Regions from separate parts of the Homo sapiens genome. Here all the other regions are linked to region 3. Evidence: chromatin contacts called from ENCODE Hi-C or POLR2A ChIA-PET data. All regions are on one chromosome and are shown on one strand. The core of a region is the stretch at or near the end of the contact, and the rest is flanking DNA. Distances in the headings are between cores, read along the strand shown.

What was found. Hi-C counts contacts between places; a loop is a spot of excess contacts on that map. ChIA-PET counts read pairs that join two places held with the same protein, here RNA polymerase II (POLR2A). Pooled maps may share reads with other maps.
Region 1: POLR2A ChIA-PET joins it to region 3 with 14 read pairs in MCF 10A. The contact joins two enhancer-like sites. A Hi-C loop is called at or near these places in 1 of 168 maps with a recorded cell type or tissue (gastrocnemius medialis), 3 of 37 single-sample maps with no recorded cell type and 2 of 50 pooled maps. POLR2A ChIA-PET finds 5 or more read pairs at or near these places in 3 of 52 experiments (BJ, GM12878 and MCF 10A).
Region 2: a loop to region 3 is called in a map of astrocyte of the cerebellum, with 2.9 times the contacts of the local background. The contact joins two enhancer-like sites. A Hi-C loop is called at or near these places in 5 of 168 maps with a recorded cell type or tissue (Calu3, adrenal gland, aorta and 2 more), 5 of 37 single-sample maps with no recorded cell type and 5 of 50 pooled maps. POLR2A ChIA-PET finds 5 or more read pairs at or near these places in 4 of 52 experiments (Caco-2, HEK293, MCF 10A and 1 more).

What each region holds. Positions count from the first base shown.
Region 1 is chr20:6,589,673-6,592,866 of GRCh38, forward strand. No RefSeq gene overlaps it. Among named protein-coding and RNA genes, the nearest start is that of LINC01713, 140 kb to the right of the region's middle. RefSeq lists an enhancer at 1,021-2,220. Within about 2 kb of position 1,764, at least 4 of the 41 ENCODE cell types and tissues checked have a DNase peak (open chromatin) inside an H3K27ac peak, as active enhancers do.
Region 2 is chr20:6,702,332-6,705,939 of GRCh38, forward strand. No RefSeq gene overlaps it. Among named protein-coding and RNA genes, the nearest start is that of LINC01713, 32 kb to the right of the region's middle. Within about 2 kb of position 1,925, at least 9 of the 41 ENCODE cell types and tissues checked have a DNase peak (open chromatin) inside an H3K27ac peak, as active enhancers do.
Region 3 is chr20:6,652,792-6,656,317 of GRCh38, forward strand. No RefSeq gene overlaps it. Among named protein-coding and RNA genes, the nearest start is that of LINC01713, 82 kb to the right of the region's middle. Within about 2 kb of position 2,205, at least 4 of the 41 ENCODE cell types and tissues checked have a DNase peak (open chromatin) inside an H3K27ac peak, as active enhancers do.

The DNA of each region.
Region 1 (3,194 bases), core at 514-3,013, 64 kb before region 3:
ACTAAACTTGAACCAATCACAATGGGCAAGAAAGTGATTTAGCTGATTGGATTAGCTTAAATCATGTGCTCTAATCTTAGAGCTCTGCATGAAGGTTTCATTCCTTGGAACCCCCTGGATACTCGCCCACAAAAAAGAGTAGAGGAAGGACTAGACTGGGTTTTAACTTCTGGTTAAGATGTTAATAATTAGCGTTAGATACTTTATATATGAAGAAACTAGGGTCCAAATTACTTTTGATAATATGCCAATATTATGCAATAAATGGCAGAACTAAGGGTAGAATTTGGGACTTCTGATTCCCATGCCAAGTGCCAGTTCTACCATTGGGTTAGACCAATGGGTCCCAAGTCTGGCTATTCAGAATTATCTAGAGGTCATTTAAAAATACAAATCATCTGGTGCACTTTCAGATTTGTTGATTTAATATAAATCTAGACTCAGACCTAGGAATCTGTAGTTTAAGTAGCTTCCTGGATATGTTGATGCACACTCAGGAATAGTCTAGATAGTACAAAATAGTGCAAAATAAATTTCAAAATCAGACTTTTCCTGAAAATATGAACAAAAGTTTTGAAAGATTCTTAAAGCAAATACAGTAGAGCTTTGGATTATCAGGTTTTTTCATTGTGTCTCCAAGCAAAGTTTTATAAATGCTAACTTTCCAAAAACTTAGGCAAGTTTATTTCAGTAATAATGTTTATGAGTTTATGAGCAATCTGATATGATTTGGCTCAGTGTCCCCACTCAAATCTCATCTTGAATTATACTCCCATAATTCCCATGTGTTGTGGGAGGAACCTGATGGGAGATAATTTGAATCATGGGGGTGGTTTTTCCCACACTGTTCTTGTGGTAGTGAATAAGTCTCACAAGATCTGATGGTTTTATCAGGAGTTTCCGCTTTTGCATCTGCCTCATTTTCCCTTGCCGCCACCATGTAAGAAGTGCCATGATTTTGAGGCCTCCCCAGCCATGTGGAACTGTAAGTCCAATTAAACCTCTTTTTCCTCCTACTCTCAGGCATGTCTTTTTCAGCAGCACGAAAATGGACTAATACATAGTCCTTTTGCTTATTCCAAACAAAGTTGTAGTATGAATTAGAAACATTGATAATATGCTCTTAATTGAGAATACGCCTACAGGGCCACAAACTCAGACATGAAATGTCTGAGTTACTCCATTAATGTCCATCACCTGAGGCTCTGTGACCACAGCCCAGTAGTGCTCTTATCAGATGCTGCCTGGTAATGAGAGTATTTCTGACCTAGTACAAAGAAAGAGCATATAAACATTCAGGGCTCCCACCTCTGAACAGTGCACAGGGAATTTTCACAGGAAACTCCCATGCCTATAAATTCGGTTAACATGTAAAAACCCCACTGTATTAATGGGAGACAGTCAGTAGAATGGAATGCTGATTGACTGGCATATGTGGGACAAAAATTCTGCTCCAAATATAAGCACCTGTAGATGCCCTTCCCCTCTCTCCCCTGCCTTATCTCACTTGACAAAAACTGTTTAGATGAGATGTATTTCCCAGGGCTTATGAATCAGTTGCAGTTAATGGCTCCAGGACAATTGGTGACTTTTATCTTCAGGAAATCCCAGTACTTAGAAAATGACCGTCAGCCGTGACTATCATGCCAAACAACTTTTCTCCCTCTATTTATACCAGGTGATTGAACAAAAAAAGGTAAGGGGTGTGGGGGAGGGCATAGGCTGGAGCTCTTGCCCTGGTCTGCACTATTGAGTCATCACCATAACATGCCAAATTACTCAAATAAGTCTGGTCATGTTCACATTCAGCAGTAAGAAGGATACTCTGTATGACTCGCACGAGGACATGAAATGCCAGCGGGATCCATATAATCAACGTCTTGGCTTGTGCCAAGAAGGGTGGGTGGAGTCGTGTGCCACATGCAAGGAATTCCTAAATGTTTACTCTAATTTGCTGCCTAGTTATATTTGACTTCTGTGGGTTGGCACAGCAACCATTCTATATAATTCTGGCTCTTCTGATTGTTAGAGGAAGAGTCTGGGGCTCTTAAGCTAAAGTTTAAAAAACAGTTGTTTGGAGTCATCGTTCCTTCTCCGTTAGAGTAATTGTTGAGCATAGTGTTGTGGTTACTCCCCAGGTTCCAGAGAAAGATGGGTTTAGATTTCAGTTCTGGTTCTTACTCCGGAAATGTGCCTGACTTCTCCATGTTTCTGCTTCCTTTCTTATTTCCATAATGGGGATAATAACAGTGCCTGCTTCATGAGGATATTGGGAAGACTAAGTTAATGTGCGTTGAGTACTTAGCATGAAACCTGGCATATAGTAAGCACTCAATAAATGTGATTGGGTTAGAAGCAGGTATAATGTATTATTTTGGGTTGGGTATGTGTGGATCTTTCTGGATGGTCTGTTTTTTCAAACCCTCATGTAGAAGTTACCTTCTCTACCCAATAGTCAACAGAAGCCAAGACTCATGAGGTTCATTTTATGCTGTGAACCCATGAAATTGTATGACGTTAAGGGTTGCTCTGGCCCTGTTCAGAAGCTCCACCAATGGCAAAATACCTTTAACAATATGATACTGTATCCTGAAATAAAGACCTGCAAAATACGATTTGACTTCTGTGCTCTGTGAAACCATGCTCAGTGCTTTCTCTCTCCTAGACTCGTGCCTCTCAAACTTGGATGTGCATAGGAATCACCTGGGGTCTTTTTAAGATACAGATTATGATGCAGGAAGTCTGGGTGGAGCTTGAGACTCTGTATTTCTAACAAGCTACTCAGGGATGCAAACTCTGTTCTTCCCTGGACTACACTTTGAATAGTGAGGTTTTGGCTGTTTGGCTGGATCTGATGCAGGGCCCTGATCCCATTACCATGGGGAAGGCAAGAGTCTCTGGCAGAGTGACACTAAACCAGTGCCCATTTTATAGGTAATTTCATGTGTGTGTGGTAGGAACAGAGGGAGGAGATGGAAAATTTAAGAGAGTGGTTTCAACCCCAGCTGCATATTAGAATCACTTGGTGAGCTTTAAAAAAAGTACTCTAGAATCCACATGAACCTATTTGAATGAAAAAACAAAACAAAACTCAAGGTGGGGGGAGCTGGTTCAAGCATTTTAAGAAACACTCCACGTGATCGTAACCTGCAGCCCAAGATGAGTACCACTGTTCTAAAATAGTGGTTCTCCAA
Region 2 (3,608 bases), core at 675-3,174, 49 kb after region 3:
TTTTTTTATTTAGTTTTGTTTCCATTAAGTTTTAGCAACAGGAAAATATGGACTTTCAGCATCCACAGGGATATGATCAAATGGAAACATATGCTCCCTGTTTGTCCATTATTACAAACCATGAGAAAACTCACAAATCACTCATAGACTTTCTAGAAAGGTTGATTTGACAAAATATTTGACAAAATAGCCTACTGCTTCCTTGATATTTCTGAAACCAAATGAGTATTTGTGTTTTGAAAAAGCAAAGTTGATTAAAAAAAAAAAAGCAGCTGATGAAAGGCCCAAAATGCATATGGGTCAACTATGTTTATTGCAGAAACACTAGAGAGTGGATGAGAGATGGGTCAGTGGGCACAGAAGCCCACCTGCAACTGCACTCACACCTTGGCCTACATTGCCAAAGAGACCAATATATCAGCAATTGATTGGAAATACCACAAAGATGAATCACAGATCAGGAAAGCAAATGCCAATCAATGATTGAGCCTAGGCAATAATATATGAGCTAAAGGCATTTATCAAACCTGTGGAAAATTAGAAGACTTGCCTAACATGGCTGAGAATGCTACATATGAACCAACTTTTAGAATAATTCAGTCTTTTTTTTCAGTCCCCTAGAATAAAAAGGGCATATCTAAACTCTTGAATTTATTTTGATTAAATCAAGAATTCCCTCCTGTATCCTCAGGATCTGGTATTGAGTAGGGACACGATAAAACACTTGTCAACTGGAAGGACTCTATCAGCAGCACCTGGGCTCCATTTGATTTTTTAACCTGCTTAGTATTTCCAACCGTAATGACCAAAATGTCTGCCTTCAGTTACAGTATTTGTACCCTGAGGAAATGAAATAATTTAGCCCCCTGGCCCTCCACCCCACTCCGTTTTCTCAGCTGCAAACAAAGGGATTGGACTTTATCTGGTTGCTTTCAGTTCCGTAAAAGAGAGGTCAAATCCACTTTATGTTGTCAAGGATTCTTTTTCTGTTTTGTGAGATACCTGGTTTTTAGATTCCTCTCCCTTTTTAATTTTTCTCCAGTTCTTCCTGCTTTCTGCATCCTCTTCCTGACTTTCCATTGTTTTCTCTTTAACAATCACACACTAGAAAATATGTAGAAGTGAGTGAAAAATACATCTCATGCTCTGTTTAGTGTATCCTCAAAAAGACTTCATGGTAAAAGGGTGGTTAGGATGCTGTGTTCTCTGTGGGTTTCTACTTTTATTGTATTATAATTTATATTTTCATGCTTACTACAACTCTGGCTGTGATTTATTTTTCTATCCCAGATATGGTGAAAAATAATACTAATATGTGTGTTTTTTGTTTTTAGCTGGGTATTAGCAAAAATCATTCCATTTTCCCTGAGACATCTTGCTCCAACCACCTTGCAGTGCAGCTATTTTGATTACTTCATGTCACTATTAATCATGTGCTTAAAGGAAATAGATAAACTTTGAAACAGAATTCAGCTCAGCAAAGGTTTATTCATTATCTCCTGGGTGCCTGGCTCTGGTGCTAGGTGTTTAGAGGGAACAAAGGTGAGTATATCAGGGCCTATGGTGGAGACAGCAGGAGAAGCTGAGTGAGAATTTACATACTCTCATGTGTGACTTATGTATCAAAAGAAAGGCCCAAAGTGCTTGGAGTATTAAGGCAAAGGAGAAATGATGTATGTGTATGGAAGTGATTTGTTTGGGTGAAGTCCTTGGGGTCTGTGAGAGCGAAGCCTTTCCATATCCTGGAGTGCTTGGGTGTGGAATTCAAATCTTCCTCAGTTGGCAAAGGGGTACCAAATGGAAGGCTTTTACCCAGGAAACCATGATGCCACTGGTGCTTTGGGAAGATGAATCTGGCAGGAGTATGCGGGGTAGTCCAGGGCCGGGGGAGGGAGGCCTGGAAAGAGCCTCTCCGTGTCCTGATCCTGGTTGCACTGCTTCTTTGCCAATCCCTACTCCATGTGGTTGCAGCAGCTCACAGCTATAAAAATGTGTTGACCCAAGAGGTTTAATATTAACCAAAGTTATAGTCAAAGTCAATTTGGAGGATTCAAGAAAAAATCTGATGCTAATAGAGAAATAGAAGTCAATATTTGTAATGTGAGTCACAGGCTCAAAATAGAAAAGTAAAACACATCACTGCTACAGTTCCCAGAGGGCTGTGGGTTACACAGCGCAGCAGATCTGTGAACCAGGCCTCACCACCCTCTAGGTCTATTTTAAAATTTCCTCTGGCCCCTTCCTCTAATTCCTAAATTCCAGAGCATGATATTCTAGTGGAACTCACCAGATATCCAGCCCTGGTGAAGTCATAGCTTGTTTTGAGTGGGTCAATGGAAAAAAAAGATTTTTTTCCCTAGTTGTGTATAACCTTCCTCTCTAGTGACGTGGCATGGAACGAACTTATCATGATTTTATTTTGTAGTCCATACTTCATTCTACAGTGGCTATCACTGTTTAAAACTTCATCTCTTATGTGTTGCCTATTTTGAAGAAGGCAGAGGAGAAGAGAGGAAAGCAGAAATATTCAGAATGACATATATTTTTTGTTTTATCACAAAATTTATATATTAATAGCAGAGAGGAGGGTGTTGTCCACTGGAGGGGCTATGACATGTTGAGGAGCTTCTAGAATTTTCTTTAACAGGATGGCTTTTGTGAGCGTTCATGGCGTAGCTTTATCCTGACTCAGATGTTAATCCTGCACAGAGGCTTGAATGTGTTTTCCTGAGTGTGATCAGAAAATGAAAAGATTCATGAAGATAAAGGAAAAAAAAGAGCAAACCATAGCATGTATACCCAATGATCAGCAGTTACTTTCTTAACAGTGCTTCACCTAGTTTATGTTGTGGGATGTACAACACACAAGGCTAAAATTAGCTGCTCTTCACCCAATGTGTTGGAATGCTATAGGGCCAGATAGTATCTTATCACAAGTGACCACAGGAAGGACAATGCATTCCAAACTGAGTCTTCAAGGGCCAAGGCGGGTTTGATAGAGTCTGAGATTTATAACCCAGGCTGCTGTACATGAATCCTCTGGAGGGCCTGAGAAACGTGTGATACTTAGTTCTCCCTTGATTTCTTTTTATTGCTTTGCAAGAAGCCCAGCTTATAAAGTTCAGTTTGAACACTATCTGCTTCAAAGAGGGGCCTGGTGATGAGACCAGAGATGATCAGATAAGAAGGAAAAAGGAAGTGGTGAGGATGGGTGCAGCCAGAACAGAGTGGACTGGCAGCTGATGAACCAACCTGGGCAAGGAAGTAGCTTGAAGGCTGTGTCTCGGGGTTGGCCATTTTTCCTCCTTTCTCATCCGGACCTTGTCAAGATCCTGTGGTTTATCATAAGTTACCAATGCCCAACCAGTATCTGCTTCCTCATCAGCACGATGGTCATAGCCCCATCTCCCTCGCAGCATGTTTTCAGAAGTAATTAATGCTTGTGAGATGTTTTGAGATCACTGATAAAAGACATTCTACCTGCCCAGGGTGTTATTACATTATCTTATTTTCCTCTTCATAGTCAGGATCAAACCCACGATAACTTAGAAATGAGACAAATTAGTAAAACGTGGTATGTGAAGGCTGCCTTAACAATTGGATATGTA
Region 3 (3,526 bases), core at 955-3,454:
TGCCTGTTCCGGTGATCTTCTTGCTTCTACCATTTGCCACTATAAGTCGTTCTACTCCCAGAAGCCAGTAGCATAGTTTCAGAAGGCTAACATAATAGTGTCTTTTCCTTGTGGGAAACCATCAGTGGTTTTTCACTCCCTTAAGCACAGCCAACAACGCCTTCAATGACCTGCTCCTTCAGCCACACTGGCCTTCAGACATGTCCCCAAAAGCACTCAGTTAGTTCTCACCCTGGGGCCTTTGCACATGCCACTTTCTGTCCAAGCTTGCAGACCAATATATGCTTTGGCACCAGCTCTCACAGAGCCTGCAGCACTTATGGCAAGGTGCATATGTTGTTTCCTGTCTGCCTTCCCAGTTAGACTTGAGGAGTGCTGTGAGGATGGGTATAGAAGAAACATCTGTTTTCCCAGGGCCCAGTCCAGAGCCCACCCCATAGTGGATGCTCAATAAGTACTTGCCAAGTGCTTCCTAGAAATATGTTAACTGTTTCTTTCTGATTATTAGATTTTCTTATTTGATCTTTTCTGGCAAAGTGGTTGCTTCTGTATTTTCTTAGAATTCCATTTGTGTCATAAGTGATCTCTTCCCTACTTCATAGCCTTTATACGTGCTGGATCTCTCAGGACCAACAATGCTGTAGCTCTTCAGGCTAAGCAGTGAAGATGAGTTTCAGGGATTGTGAGTGTTTTCCCAGACCTTCTACAGACATTTGCATATGCATAGGCAAGTGCCTTTTGGGCCCTCAATAAATATTTGTTGAGGGAAGGACAGGTGGATTGATAAATGGATGGGTGGACGGATGAATGGTTGGGTGGATGAATGGTTGGATGGATGGATGGATGGATGGATGGATGGATGGATGGAAGACAAATATACTGATGGATGGTGTGCTGAAGATGTTGACAACTTCTTTAGTCTGTTTATCTCTAAACTCCTTTCCCCTCTGTGAATAACTTGTCAGATCCCTTTTTTGCTAGAGACACTGTCAAGGAAAGCATTTCCTAATGCTTGTAACACTGCTAAAGCAAGAAGAATATTGGCAGAAACTTCTATTTTCAATGCAGTTTTTAGGAAGGTTAATTACTTTGTGTTTCTGAAGATGTAAATGTTCCTCAAGGAAGAAATCTCTGAATAAAACTCAATGACAAGATCTTTATAATGGACTTCTGGTTATTGCTATGTGCAATGCCCTACCTATAACTCGCATTTTAATTGATGTATCCTGAGCAAGATTTGAAACAGATCTCTTTCCCTCTCTTCTAATTTTAATGAGTCTTCTCTAGCAAGCACCTATATCACCAGAGAGATGCAGAGAACCTCAGCATACTCTGGATGGGCCTCCCTCTGCAATTTATGATGAAGTCTGACTTCAGAGTGAGTTCGCAGCCTCCTTCCTGCCTCTCCTCTGGTTTCCAGGGTAGCAGACTCTTGTCTCCCTTCAGACCTGGGCTCTCCCAGCTCAGTCCCACTTGGCATTTCTAACTGAGGTTATGGATACACATTGAGCCCAGAACTCATTGCTTTTTTGGAAAAGGCAAAATAAGAGAGGGGATTTTCCATATTCACATTTTTCCACAGAAATGTATTCATAAGCTTTAAACTTGCCCAAGCTCTGTTAATGTATGTGGTTGGCTCCTGTGCCAATTTTCATTGTGAATAAGATGCTAAATAAAAGGGTTCTTGTCTTTCCCCTTTCTCCTCCCCTCCCATAATTTCAACTTCATAAACCTATTTTGTAAGTGAATTAGGTCTTAGGAGAGAATCAGAAACGATGTTGTTCTTTTAGCCGCTTACAGTGTTTGCTTTAAACCCTTGATAGGAACGTGGGCTTGTGACAGCAGCGGCAGAGGTAAACAGATGACTTTATATATAATGCTTTTTACAAGGTGGTTCAGTTCGTTTCTAACCTTGGTCTCGGCGTCATGGAATGAGCCAGGGAAATTCCTCCCCTTAACCCTACCCTGCACGTCCTCCCTTCAAGGGCAAGAAAATGTCCATTTTGCCTTTGGTTTCACAGCTCTTTCTCCACAGTAGAGCTTGCATAATGCTATACCCCCCAATCCCAGGGAACCCCGGTAGTGTCACCAGGTATTTTTATTATTATCATTATTATTTTCATCAGGTGACTGTGAATGTTCACAATAAAAGTTGCAATTTTTATGAGCCATGAGCTGGCGTGTCCTGGCATGTCCTGGTTGTCAAGTTTCTGTGCATTTTGGTTCAAATGTTCCCTGCCTGTGTTTATTCCTGGTCAGACCACACCTCCTGGGACTGTCTTTGTGGCTTTTGCTCAGCTGCTGACTCAAGTTGCAGAAGACATGGGGAATAGTAGAGCAAGGTCTGCAAGATTCTGGCCTGAAGGAAAAGGCTCCATAGCTCTGCTTTTGAGCCATGGAAGCTGCCTGCCCCTCCCTTTTCCTGGAAGGTCCCATGACTAGTTTCCTAATACCAACTAGTCAAGAATATGTAGGGCTAAAGGGACATTAATATTAACATAAGTGATACAGTGAGGACCAGAAGCCTTGGATGTAAGGGAGAACACGTGAGCTTTCCGTCAGAGAAGACTAGGTTCAAATACCAGTCCTCCAAGGAAAGCCAGCTCCTTGCTGGGGACCTTGGGCTAGTGCTTAGTATCTGATTTCTTCATCTGGAAAATAGCTATAATAATGGAACCCATCTTAGAGGGTTGGTTAACATTATATGAAAAAATGAAAGTTCAATGCACAGTCTGTGATCTGATATAGGTCAGGATGCAATATTGTTAATACTATTAGCTACTATAAATATTATTGGTAAGTAATAATTTCCTATAATTAATATAATAAACAATATTGTATCAAAATTATCTAAATCATTAATACTGATAAGCAATAATTATTTACTGGTAATTATAGATATTAATATTACACATTGATTGATCTTGCAGAACCTCTTTTTCTTCATCTAGAAAGCAGAGATTAACATGGACATTGAAAAAAACCTCTGACTCTCTAGGGATTTTGTGAAGATGAATAAATGACTTTGAACAGTGCCTGGCCCTTTGCACAGTGCCTAGCCCTTCAGCCTGTAACAAGTGTTGCTGTTTTTAACGAGAGGTTAGTTGTCCTTCTCAGGCCCTCTGTAAAAGAATGTATTACTTTGCTTTTCAGCCAGTGTGACTGTCTCATTCCAGCACTTCTATTGCTGTCTATAAAAGATGACTGTGGCCAGGCACGGTGGCTCATGCCTGTAATCCCAGCACTTTGGGAGTCCAAGGCAGGAGGATCACTGAGGTCAGAAGTTCAAAACCAGACTGGCCAACATGGTGAAACCCCATCTGTACTAAAAATACAGAAAAATTAGCCAGGTGTGGTGGTAGGCACCAGTAATCCCAGCTACTGGGGAGGCTGAGACAGGAGAATCACTGAAACCCCAGAGGCGGAGGTTGCAGCGAACTGAGATTTTGCCACTGTACTCCAGCCTGGGTGGCATTGTGAGACTCCATCTCAAAAGAAAGAAAGAAAGAAAGAGAGAGAGAGGGAG